Linked DNA regions of Homo sapiens: region 1 is linked to region 2. The links are chromatin contacts, found by Hi-C or POLR2A ChIA-PET in ENCODE. All regions are on one chromosome and are shown on one strand. The core of a region is the stretch at or near the end of the contact, and the rest is flanking DNA. Distances in the headings are between cores, read along the strand shown.

What was found. Hi-C counts contacts between places; a loop is a spot of excess contacts on that map. ChIA-PET counts read pairs that join two places held with the same protein, here RNA polymerase II (POLR2A). Pooled maps may share reads with other maps.
Region 1: a loop to region 2 is called in a pooled map, with 2.6 times the contacts of the local background. The contact joins two enhancer-like sites. A Hi-C loop is called at or near these places in 1 of 50 pooled maps. POLR2A ChIA-PET finds 5 or more read pairs at or near these places in 2 of 52 experiments (AG04450 and PC-3).

What each region holds. Positions count from the first base shown.
Region 1 is chr4:5,032,524-5,038,733 of GRCh38, forward strand. It overlaps a transcript of STK32B not described here. Among named protein-coding and RNA genes, the nearest start is that of STK32B, 16 kb to the right of the region's middle. RefSeq lists an enhancer at 1,092-1,141. Within about 2 kb of position 3,933, at least 3 of the 41 ENCODE cell types and tissues checked have a DNase peak (open chromatin) inside an H3K27ac peak, as active enhancers do.
Region 2 is chr4:4,490,710-4,496,512 of GRCh38, forward strand. The region is part of intron 1 of STX18 (syntaxin 18); the gene reads right to left. Among named protein-coding and RNA genes, the nearest start is that of STX18-IT1, 12 kb to the left of the region's middle. Within about 2 kb of position 1,887, at least 5 of the 41 ENCODE cell types and tissues checked have a DNase peak (open chromatin) inside an H3K27ac peak, as active enhancers do.

The DNA of each region.
Region 1 (6,210 bases), core at 2,683-5,182, 540 kb after region 2:
AAAACCCCTAAACTGCATTTTCCATCTTTCATGATTTCTGTTATAATGAAAGATGACCAGTTTCTAGAGCTATATTATTTTCCCCCATACCTATGAAAAAAAATTTTATTGTAGTAAAATATGCATAATATAAAATTTATCATTTTGACAATTTTTACAATTTGGTGTTAAATACATTCACATTGTTGTACAACCATCACCACCATCTACCTCTAGAACTTTCTCATCTTCCCAAGCTGAAACTCTGTCCCCATTAACCACTAACTCCCCACTCCTCGCTCCCTCCAGACCCTGGCAAGCACCCTTCTATTTTCTGTCCTTTAGAGGCCCAGTTTGATTTAAAGGTTTAAACTCAAACCAGACAGTTGAACTCTCTGAGCTCACAGACCGGCTCTTTCCCTTCCCAGCTGTGTGACTTTATCTCATTTCTTCATCTATAAAATGGAGGCCACACTTTTACCTCTCACATGGGGCTGAGAGAGGATTAAATGGTCAATATTTCCAAAGGCCCGAGGCTACTGCTGGTGTAAGGTAAGTACTGGAGATTTGCTATTATTATTTATGTAACTTCCAGCCCCACAAACACAGTCCCCAACCACCAAACACCCCACACACTAGCCTATAAGGGCCCCAGGGTCAGCGGCCTCATGGAAGGAAGAGAACGCTGGCGGAATGAGGGAATGAATGATGCCCTTGATTGCCTTTCCACTTACAACACGGTAGGTGATACGGCGTCCACAGCTGCAGCACGGTCACCATAAACAAGCATTTCCCCAGCTGGGCCATGGCCCGTGGAAACCCTGCTTCTCCCTCCAGGTTCCTGTGGACTCCAGCTTCTGGGAAGGTAAGGCTTCCTCCCTTGGGAAGCATTTTGAGTGTTTTGGCCTGTGTCCTTTCAGGAAGCCCCGTAGCCAACACACACCCCAGGGCAGGAAGTGGGTGAGAACAACTTAGACCTTGGACAGAAAGCAATTCGGAAACTGGCTCAGCCTCTTCTCGTTGCTGGCACGGCAAGCAGTGTTAAGTGTGAGCAATTTTTTGTTTTGTTTTGAATTTGAATGGTTCCTTTTTCTCCTTCACGAGGAGGCCATGGTTTCTGAGAGTGGGGCTTGCATGTGGCAAAGAATAAGGATGGCAAGAAGGGCGGAAGCACCCCTGAGCACTGCAGCTGCTACTTCCAGTGCACTCTCTGTTTACAACCGCCCTGGGAGATGAGAAGAAAACCTCCAGATTATACTTGAAACGCTGAGGCTGGAAGAGGTAGACAAGATGTGGCGAAGTCACACAGCTGCCAACTGATGGGCTGGCCTGCTGGATCCCAGAGCCAACATTCTTTGTGGTAGGGGAGGTGTCTAAACCATCTTTTTTTGCTGGGGACATGCAAATACATGGAAACTCACAACGGCTGTGTACTTCTCACAAACTTTCAAAAGGTGTTTTGTGAATTGAGCTAAATTCACTGCTGTGCAGGAGATGTGAGGCCCTAAACATGGTATAAAATTCTGTAACGGACACTTTACAAAAGAAGAAGGAAAGGGAAAAAAGCAGATTGAGAAATGCCACATACGTTTCCAGGCGGGGACATAGATTTCATGCCGTTACACAGCTTTCCTAACTCCATTTCACCTAGCTGGAGCTTTGGACTCTTACGTAAAGTTCCTTATTCATTTGTTCAGCAGAGATTTATTAAGCAGCCACTGCGTCTCTTGCAACTACAGAATCAGTCTTTTGAAAAATGAACCAGAAAATGTATGGAAACTAATCCTGCCTTTCTCACCAAACACACTGTAGGGATAACCTCTCTCATACGTGGGCGTCAAATGTTTACAAAACTTGTGCCTTCCATCTGTCACTTTCCTGCTGGCCGCTGGGCCTCCGGACACACAGTTCCCCTGCCTGCAGCACTCCAAAAATATTCTATGCGCTCCCCTCCCTACAAATATTTGATGAAGGAATAGCAGAAAGAACACATTCTTTCCATGGTTTATATAAGCACCACACTCCTGCCAGGGCTATCTGTCTCAGCTTTTTCCTTTTCACGATGAATCGTACCACAGTTTGTGCCTGATGCTCTGCAGAAATTGATCTTAACACTTAAAAACAACTTTGCCTGTTGGGTACATGTCAGATGTTTTACAGAGTAATCTTCACATTTTCCTGCTTGAGCGATATATTCAGACATCCCCACACTCATTCAGCTGATGGGAATGTTGGTCTCAGCCCTTGAACAAATCAATCAGGTAGGCTGGAGGGGCATCCTGGATTCTTCTCCAGGCTCCATCGTCAGACACTGGTTCAAAATGAATGTTCATGGCAGCCTGGTCATAGAAGTCCTGGGGTAATGTCAGTAGCACTTGATTTACTGGGCTTTTCCCTGCTGGGATCTGCTCCCGGCCACTCCACTGGCCATCAACGACTTCCTTTGAATGGTGCTAACAATGCATTTTCACGGTTAGATGTAGATTTTGTTCTGGAGTCCCAGAAGTACCTCCCTGATGTCTGGAAACCTGTGCCCCATGGATTGGCTCCAATGGGGAGGTATTTTAGAGGAATGTGGAGCCCTGCAGGCCTTGGCTCGCTATGCTTGGTCCAGCCACTTACCAGCAACAGAACTTCAGAACCACGTTGCTTCATAGCATCATGAAGTTTTTAAGCACCACACACCTTTTCCTTTTCATTTTATCCCCAGCACCTGGCAGTGCCTGTTTCATAGTCTGCATGTACATTCATTGAAGACATGAATCTGTGAATCAACTTCTTAGCCTTATTCTCACATATTATAATGGAAAAATAATCTTTCTAGCTTGAGTAAATGATTAAGAAGATGTTTGCAACATGCTTAATTATAGAGCTCGACACATAGTAATTGCTCAGTGAGTGGGTAATGGGCTGGCATATCACACAGCAGGAGAGGCAGGAGGGATGAAAGGGGGACGATATGCTCGACTATGCCTGGCTCCTGAATATTTTGGGTGAAGACCCCCACCCACACATGTGCCTGCACCTAACCATAGGCTGCCCAAAGTGCTGCCCTGGCAGGTGAGGCACTCTGCTCTTTGTCAGAGTCAGGGATTAGGATGGAGTCGCTTCCAGATGAGGAGACGGTGGAGACTGACATTGGAGGCTGGGCGATGGACTTCCCAGCAGAGATGTGCATGCATACTCAACGAGCTGAAGGATCTTTTTAAACATTTGTATTCAAAGTCTGTACAATTAGAATGTATTTTCATCAGAAATGCAAATTAAAGGATCTGTAAATTTTTTTTTTTTTTTTTTGAGGGACGAAGTCTCGCTGTCACCCAGGCTGGAGTGCAGTGGCGCGATCTTGGCTCACTGCAACCTCTGCCTCCCGGGTTCAAGTGATTCTCCTGCCTCAGCCTCTTGAGTAGCTGGGATTACAGGCGCCCGCCACCACACCCGGCTAATTTTTGTATTTTTAGTAGAAACAGAGTTTCGCCATGTTGTTCAGGCTGGTTTTGAACTCCTGGCCTCAGGTGATCCACCGGCCTCGGCCTCCCAAAGTGCTGGGATTACAGGCGTGAGCCATCGTGCCTGGCTAAAAAAAAAACTTTAATGCTTTTTTATCTATGCTTTCAAAAAGTGTAACTTCCTTACCTTTAACAAATACCACTCCTGCCTAGCTCAAAGTTTGTGTAAAGAGAGAATAATACTATAGATGTGAAACCAATCTGAAAGCTGCTGGGTGCAGTGTGCACGGGGACTATGCTTGTTTTGTCCCCCACTGAGTACCCAGCACTGAGCATAGCCCTGACATGTAGTAGGTGCTCCGTGAATACTGGCTGGAAAAAATGCTTCAGTCATCACATTTGCACTGGAAATCATCATCCTCGACACAGCAGGCCCCTTTTGGTTCTGATTATGCAAATTGGGTCCAGGTGTCTCTCTGAAGTCAGAAAATAAACTCCACATTGCAGGCCAGAGTAGAAAATGCTGCCGTTTCTTGCTGAGTCATCAAGGAGGCCTGAGAAGTTAAGATTAGGTTCTGCCAGCAACAGTTCACATGTAGCTAGAAGGAACTAAAGCTTGTGTCACTGGTATATTGAGGCAAAAGCGTCCAAAATTCCACTTGAAACACTGTTTTATAATTACATATTAAATACCAAGGCAAGGGTGGATTTTTTTTTTTTTTTTTTTTTTTTTCGAGATGGAGTCTTGCTCTGTCATCCAGGCTGGAGTGCCGTGGCGTGATCTTGGCTCACTGCAACCTCCGCCTCCTGGGTTCAAGCAATTCTCCTGCCTCAGCCTCCCAAGTAGCTGAGATTACAGGCGCCCACCACCACACCCGGCTAATTTTTGTATTTTTAGTAGAGACGGGGTTTCACCATGTTGGCCAGGCTGGTCTTGAACTCCTGACCTCGTGATCTGCCCACCTCGGCCTCCCAAAGTGCTGGGATTATAGGCATGAGACACTGTGCCCGGCCAAGGGTGGAATTTAAAATTGCACACAACAGCTCTCTGGCAAGAGTGTGGATGCATCCTGTGGAAATTGGCATTTTTGAGGGTCTGGAGCAGGGTGTCTGAGCTATTGACCCTATTGACACTTTGGGAGGGATATTTATTTGTTGTGGGTGGCTGTCTAGTGCACTGTAGGATGCTGAGCAGCACCCCTGGTTTCTATCCACTAGGGCCAGTAGCACCACTTCACGCCATCCTAGTCACGACAATCAAAAATGTCCCCAGACATTGCCAAATGTTTCCTGGGTGGGGGATCACCCCTGTTGAGAAGTACTGGGCAACAGCAATATTTCTCATGCTAACAAATCAGCACCCATTCATTTTTATTAAGCCCCTGGTAGGCGGCAAACACTCTATTGGGTACTTTGATTCAAAGCTCACAGATAGGAAAAATGGTCCCCACTTTACAAATGAAGAAACTGAAAGAAAGTAACTTGTTCAAGTTGAGTGATTGAATAAATTAATGAATGTCTGACAGCTAGTGTGGTCTTGGTCACAACCAGCTCTTCTGGTTCCCTAGCTGGAACCCTGAGCCCTCCAGAACTGATTCACTGCTAATAAATATCAATTACTCTACAGATAAAGGAAGTGGATTTGGACTGAGGGTGCCTGGAGGACTCTGAGAAAGGGCTCTGACAAATGAACTTCCCCAAAGCAAACCCTCTTTCCCGTCTGTGTTAAAGTTGGTGAAGATAAAGATGGTTTTCTAGATAGTGGCTCTGGGGACACACTGAAGACTCAAAGATTAAAATGTCACCATGTTTCAGCCTGTTTCAGCTTCTACTCAGCTATGACACTGCTTTTATTTACCACTGCACTGTTTTCTTCATTGGGCTGTGAGGGTGGGCATGGGGACCTGTTATTCATTTCTGTTCCTGCTGGTGCCTGGCATGTAATGGGCACATGTTTTTTGGGTGAATGAATGGATAACTGAAGGGACGGAAGGGGGAGGGAGTGTGTGTTACCTCTCTTTGCTCCCTCTAAGACCTCCCCACCCGTCCATCCTTGCTTTGCCAGACCCTTGGCTAAGAAAATGCCAGCCAACACTGTGTTCTCAAGTGACTCTCAGTTCTTAGAAACAAAATGATGGAATTTCAGTATTGGAAAAATGCTTAGACATGACCTCATCCCTACCCAAGCTGGTTCATGAATCATCCCCATAAAATTCCTGGCATGCCAATTAAAACCATTCAGCTGTTCATTCATTCTTTCATTTTGCTGAACATTTGTTAGGTACCTATATCGTTCTGGAGGCAAGGAAGGATGACGATGACAATGATGACCTTGGCCTCAACGAGTCTGCATTTGTTTAGATATGGATTAAGCTGATGAACCAAAGGAATCCCCAAATTCAAAACATAGTCATGCATTGCTTAATGACGGGGATACATTCTGAGAAACGTGTGTTGGGCAATTTCAGCATTGTGCAAACATTGCTGCACAAATCATAGAGAATACTTACACAGCCCTAGGTGGTGAAGCCTACTATATGCCTAGGCTGCATGGTCTAGCCTACTGCTACTAGGCTACAAACCTGTGCAGCATGCTACTGTACTGAACACCATAGGCAACTGTAACACAATGCATTTGTTAACACAAAGTATTCGTGTATCTAAATCTATCTAAATACAGAAAAGGGACTATAAAAATAAGGTATAAAATAAACAATAATAAACTTGGATAGGGTACTTACAATGAATGGAGCTTGCAGGACTGGAGAGTTGCTCTGGATGA
Region 2 (5,803 bases), core at 637-3,136:
CCATGTTCAGGCTGAAGAATTCACATTTAACCTTTATTTTAAATTACAGCCAAAGTCTTTGTTTCAAATCCACATAAATCACTGTTCTTCTCTCTGCAAATACATTTTAGAGAAAACATTATTTAATGTTACATCTGACTTTAATAGAGTTTCCCATTTGCTTTTGCATGTTTATTATCAAACTCTAATCATGACATTTCCAAACTTATTTATACTTTCACACAAACTTCCGAAGTTTTCCCAACTTAAATAAAAACCCACAAAAACTGTGGGAAATGTTTTGCTTGAAAGATAAAAGCAACGTGGTCCAAATGTACATTTGTAATAATCAGTGTTTACTTTTGTTGTTCAAACATTCGGCTTATAGCACTTTCAATATACGCATTCAACTTAATTTTCTTGTCTCTTAAAAAAAAAAAAAGAAGGAAAGTGTTTTCTTTCCCTGTTTTGCTCTCAAAATATAAACTCATTTAATGCAAAGCATTCCCGGATCAGGCATGTTTTAAACTACGAGCACGTCTAGCCTCAACAGCATTCATCCATATTATATACAAAATGCCATTTCTTTCAAAACTTCAGTCTGGACATTTTATAAATCTAATTTCACTTTTCCTAAAAACATGAGGATATTTTACTATATAAGGCTCAATTAAAGTTTTAGTAAATAAAAATAACAAAAGAAATGATACCATAATACTAACGTAGGAAAAAGGATATATATTAATTTCATTTACTGAAAACGTTGAGGGTTTTTTCCTTGAAGTGTCTCTACTATAGATTTTACACTACATTTATTAAAATATGACAAACCTTTAACCTGGGAACAATTTACCAGTTAACATCATCTACCGAAAGAGGAAGTATACTTTGGGTAAGTAAGACACTGGAAACGATTTATGCTGCCTTTTTTCAAAGCTGCTTAGAAAATGGCTATGTACTTTTAAAAAATAATCATTAAAAACAGTCTAACGGTTGTCTTGTGATATCGTTGATCACAAGCCTAGTGATGCCACCTAATTCTAAAGACTGAAATGTGCCTCTCAAAGGGATCTAGCGCAGCCACAGTGTAATATACGTTAAAGGTAATGAAACTAAAAAGTAAGATTTCCTAATAGAATGAACATATTTTAAAGTTTTTATGATTGACAAAAGACTTCTTTTTTTAGCCATTAAAAAACTAAAAGTATCCTGACAAGAGATTCTGGTTTTGAAGTATGTCACACTCCGGTTACCCAGCCATGAATCTCAGTTCATTTTTTAAAATGAGGTCTATTTCCTGTAATTTTAGATATTTTAGAGTACAATTATTTTACATTTTTATGATGCCTTTGGGGTATCATTACAAATATTTTTATGTGTTTAAACTTAGGAAAGAAAAATTAAGTAATAGCTTCTCTTATAGGGAGCTGTCAACTCTCTCCTGGACAAAAATCTTTGTTTTAAAGCAATCTAGAGATTTATATCCCTAGTAACCATAGAAATTAATCTTAAGCTTTAGAAAAAAATTGCATAAAATGCTCTTTATTTAATTAAAATCAGAGCTCATTCTTAGAAATAAGAACCTTCTTTCGAACAGAAAGAATTTTCCACAGAGTATAGGTGGTACTCTTTGTGATAAATGAATCACGCACATTTAATTGACTTTTGAATTGTGTGCATAGAAAGTTAAGTACTTTGTTGGAAAGGATTCGCTCAGGGACTATATTCACTGAAAACTTTTCATAAGAAAAGAAAGTGAAACACAGGATTCAAACAGTGTTTGTAGATTATCTGAGTGTGAGCAAGAAAAAAAGCATAAAGAAAAGCATTTGACAATAACAATTAGGAGAATCACTCATGGGGAGGTCACTTTGTTTTTATTAGGAAACTGAAAATATTTTTCAGCGTGCCTTAGTATGACGATGCATCAACACATCATAAATCAAATTTCATTTTGTGATGACTATCACTTTCTATTTCACATGCATTAAAAAAGAGACATGTTCTGAATTCTGCTTATCACCATATGACTAAGAAGTTTATTTCAGATTTAGAAACCAGTCGAGGATGTCTGGGGCAGTCAACAATGCTCTGCTTAGCCACTCTCTTCCCTAGTAGTCTGAAAAAAATGTGTGCATTTAAGAGATGGTAATAACAAACTCCTCAAATATTTTTAAAATGTCAAAGTTTTTAAGGCTTATAAAATTCAGATTCTGGGCAAATCTGTGTACTTCCAAATTTAACTTACATGAGATTTAAAATTCATGGCTTCAGATTTTTCTCTGCATAATAAATAATTTTAAAAGTTATTCACATTCTGATTCCATTATATTTTTAAAAACCCACTTATTTGGAAAAAAAGATATTGCTGATCATGTCATACAATATTAAATATCCATAAAGTGCTCAGAAAGTGTACTGTAAACACCAAGTAAAGTCAAACTGCAAATATTTCTGCTTTCAGACAATCAAAGTCTTTGGAGAGGCCTGAAATAGGTGTTTCTCTACACACATTTAGGCACCACTAAAAATGCTAAACATTATCATTTTCTCTAAGCAACCCCAATTTTTGGAAAAGGCACAGGCATTCCCAACCCCCCCGCCCCCTCCACTGCCCATGGTTAATTTCATAGTCCTACAAAGAGAAAATTTACTAGGCACTTCAGGGAATCAAGACATCGTGGTACACGTAATGAGTTGCAGAAAGAGACAGAAAGTGATTAGGAATTGTAAATAGTAAGAATAGGTAGTTTCCACTGTATTTAATTGACACCACAGCATATTCACCTGGTAGTTCTAAAAATGATTCCTCTATGATTAAAAAAAATTGTTTTTGTTTAGGTGGGAGAAATATTGATTCAAATGACGCATCTTATTATCTTCATTGTAGGCTGCACACTTCCACAGCAATTGGTCCTCCAAGTAAACAGTACCTATCATGAATTTTCACTTTTAATTCAAATTATAATAATCAATGATACTAGAAGTCTAAATCTATACTAAAGCATCAATAGAAAATATTGTTAATAATGGTTTTAAAATAAGCGCAAAGCATAATGCTGTTTTGAAGTTTTTACAGTATGCTTAGAAAAACAAAATGTAGGTGTTCTACTAGAAATGTAGCTGGAATATCTTCATTCCCCTCTGTTTTTAACCTTATACATGCAAGAAATTATGAAGATACAACAGCCTCATTTTCATGGGAAAACAGAACTGGAAAGAGGTTCGTGGGCTTTCAATCACATGTGGTTTGAATGTCTTTAACTCTTTTCCCTCTCATGCAAGAAAAGTCAACAAGGTAAATATATGTTATTTTTCAGTACCTCCATAAGCCCATATCCCATGGTGGTATCCTTTAGGATTTTATCTCAAAGTCTTACACTGGGGTCAGGTAAGCTAGGCCTACAAAATTGTTTTGAGGGTTACATAACATATACATGAGCACACTGAAGTGATAGAGAAGACAAATGCTACGAAGTAAAAACTGATAATGATCACAGCACCAAGAAAGTATTTATTAACTATTTGTACACTACATATTGTACAGTACATATATTTGGGCTCACAGTGTACCCTTGGTCAAGTTCCTTCTCCAGGCTTCAATCCTTGCTAATAAAATGAAGAGACTGCATTCCCTGATCCCTAAGGTCTAGTCCAGCTCCCCAAATTCCCTGGCTTCTTGCATTTGACTGAAGACTGAACAGCATACTTTCAAGTGATTTTTCATATCCAAGTCTCGGTGCTGTGCTTCACTTACAAGGCAATGGATTTAGCATTCATTTCTGATGACTACATTACAGAGCATATTCCATATTTCATTGAATCTTCACAAAAGTCCTCTAATATTATCACTTCTCCCATTTTATAGGTAAGAACAGTGTGGCTCAGATATGTTAGAGTTGCTATTTAATCCTAGATCTCTCTTATTAACTATCCTTGTTCTTCCCCTGATGCAAAAATAACAATATATTGAATCACATGCTGAGGAATTAACAATCAAGCTCCAGGTTACCTGTAAAATGCTTTGCGCAGGTTACATACAGGTGGGAAGCATCTCCCTGTCTCCATGGTGCCTGTCTTACAGAGCTAAACCAAAAAGCTGTGTGTCCTTAATTGCAAAAGGTCATTAGGAGCCCCACGTGTGCCAAGAAATCAAGGAAAGAAGAGATTACAAAGGTCTAGAAAACAGAGAGAGAGTGACTTTTAACCTGAAAGCAGGAGAAGAGGGAAGATCTGATTGGTCTCATGTAGGGCCCTGTAAAAATTATTTATCCCTTCCCCACCCTGCTCCATAAGGCCCCTGGATGATTCTAATGTACAATCAGGGTTGAGAACCACTGATGTAGGAGCCAGAGGAAAGAGGTTGAGCATGGACTTTGGAATCAGACTGCCTGGATCTAATGCAGGCTGACATTCATGAATTATACAGCATTCCAAACTTACTTAACCTGTCTTTGCCTCAGTTTCCTCACTTGTAAAATAGGAAAGATATAGTACATGCCTCAGAGTGTGTGTGAGGATGAAATGCAAAGGGCCTAGAAAAGTGCCTGGCATATATAAGTTCTAGGCTAATATTGGAAGACCTCAAATGTCTAGTGAAGGATTTCTGTAAGCCAACAATGTTAAAATGTTCTCTTACAAATGATGGGGACGCAAGATGGCAGCTTTTCTTCTTTCTTTCCTGTCTTTCTTCTCTCTCTCTTTCTCTCTTTCTTTCTGAGACAAGGTCTTCCTCCATCACCCATGCTGCTGTGCTGTGACATGATCATACCTCAATGCAGCCTCAAACTTCTAGGCTCAAGCAACCCATCTGCCTCAGCCTCCCAAGTAACTGGGACTACAGGCACGCGTGTCTGGCTAATTTTTTTTCTTTTCTTTTTTTTTTTTTTTTTTTGAGAGACGAGGTCTTGCTATGTTGCCCATGCTGGTCTCAAACTCCTGGCCTCTAGAGATCCTCCTGCCTTGGCTTGCTTTCTTTTATATTTAAATTGTACAACTAAACGCAAAAACAAAGATAATCTTGTATTAGTCCACCTCCAGCACCTCCCCCAGACCAAATTTTTAAACAGGAAAATGATCTAATAAAATTCATTTTTAGGCAAATGAATTTTGTTGAGTAAACTCAAACAAGTTTTTAATCCTAGTGCAAAGAAATGGAACAAGTTAAAATGCAAAATAGAATAGCAGAGCAGTGGTACTATCTGTCCATATTCACATTACAGGCTCTAAAAATTATTCATGTTTGAAATACTGGGAAGGTGAATAAGAGCATCTATGATTATCGGATAACGCAATTTTTTAATCCTATAGTTGAACTATATTTCCTCAAGTAATGTACCTTCATTAAGACACGTTAAACTTTCCATATACACTTTCAAAAATGAGATTTCTCTTTTTATAAATTCTTTACATTTCCAAGAGAAAGGTAAAGCAAACAATCTAAGATCCTCCATTTAAAAATGAAGAAACTGAGTGTCAGAGGGACTTGCCAAAGCTGCCAATAAGCGAGATGAACACTGATTTCTTAAATAGCAACGCCAGTGGTAAGGTAACAGAGAGGCCTAGGCAGCAGGATGAACTGGCACCCAAAAATCGCTGAGGCTCTCACAACTTGATAATCCCCCATCTCCAAACACAGTCCAGTGAGATCCTGTGTCTTGGTTATGAGAACAACCTCACAGCTGATCACTGTCTCCTGCTGAACCACTGCAGCCAACCCGCCATCAAGTCCTCCAGCTTCTACATCTTTAAGGGCTCCTAAATTCACCCCCTTTCGCTCACCCCATCAGCCTCGCTCTTGGATTCCTCACTTGTGGCCCTGTCT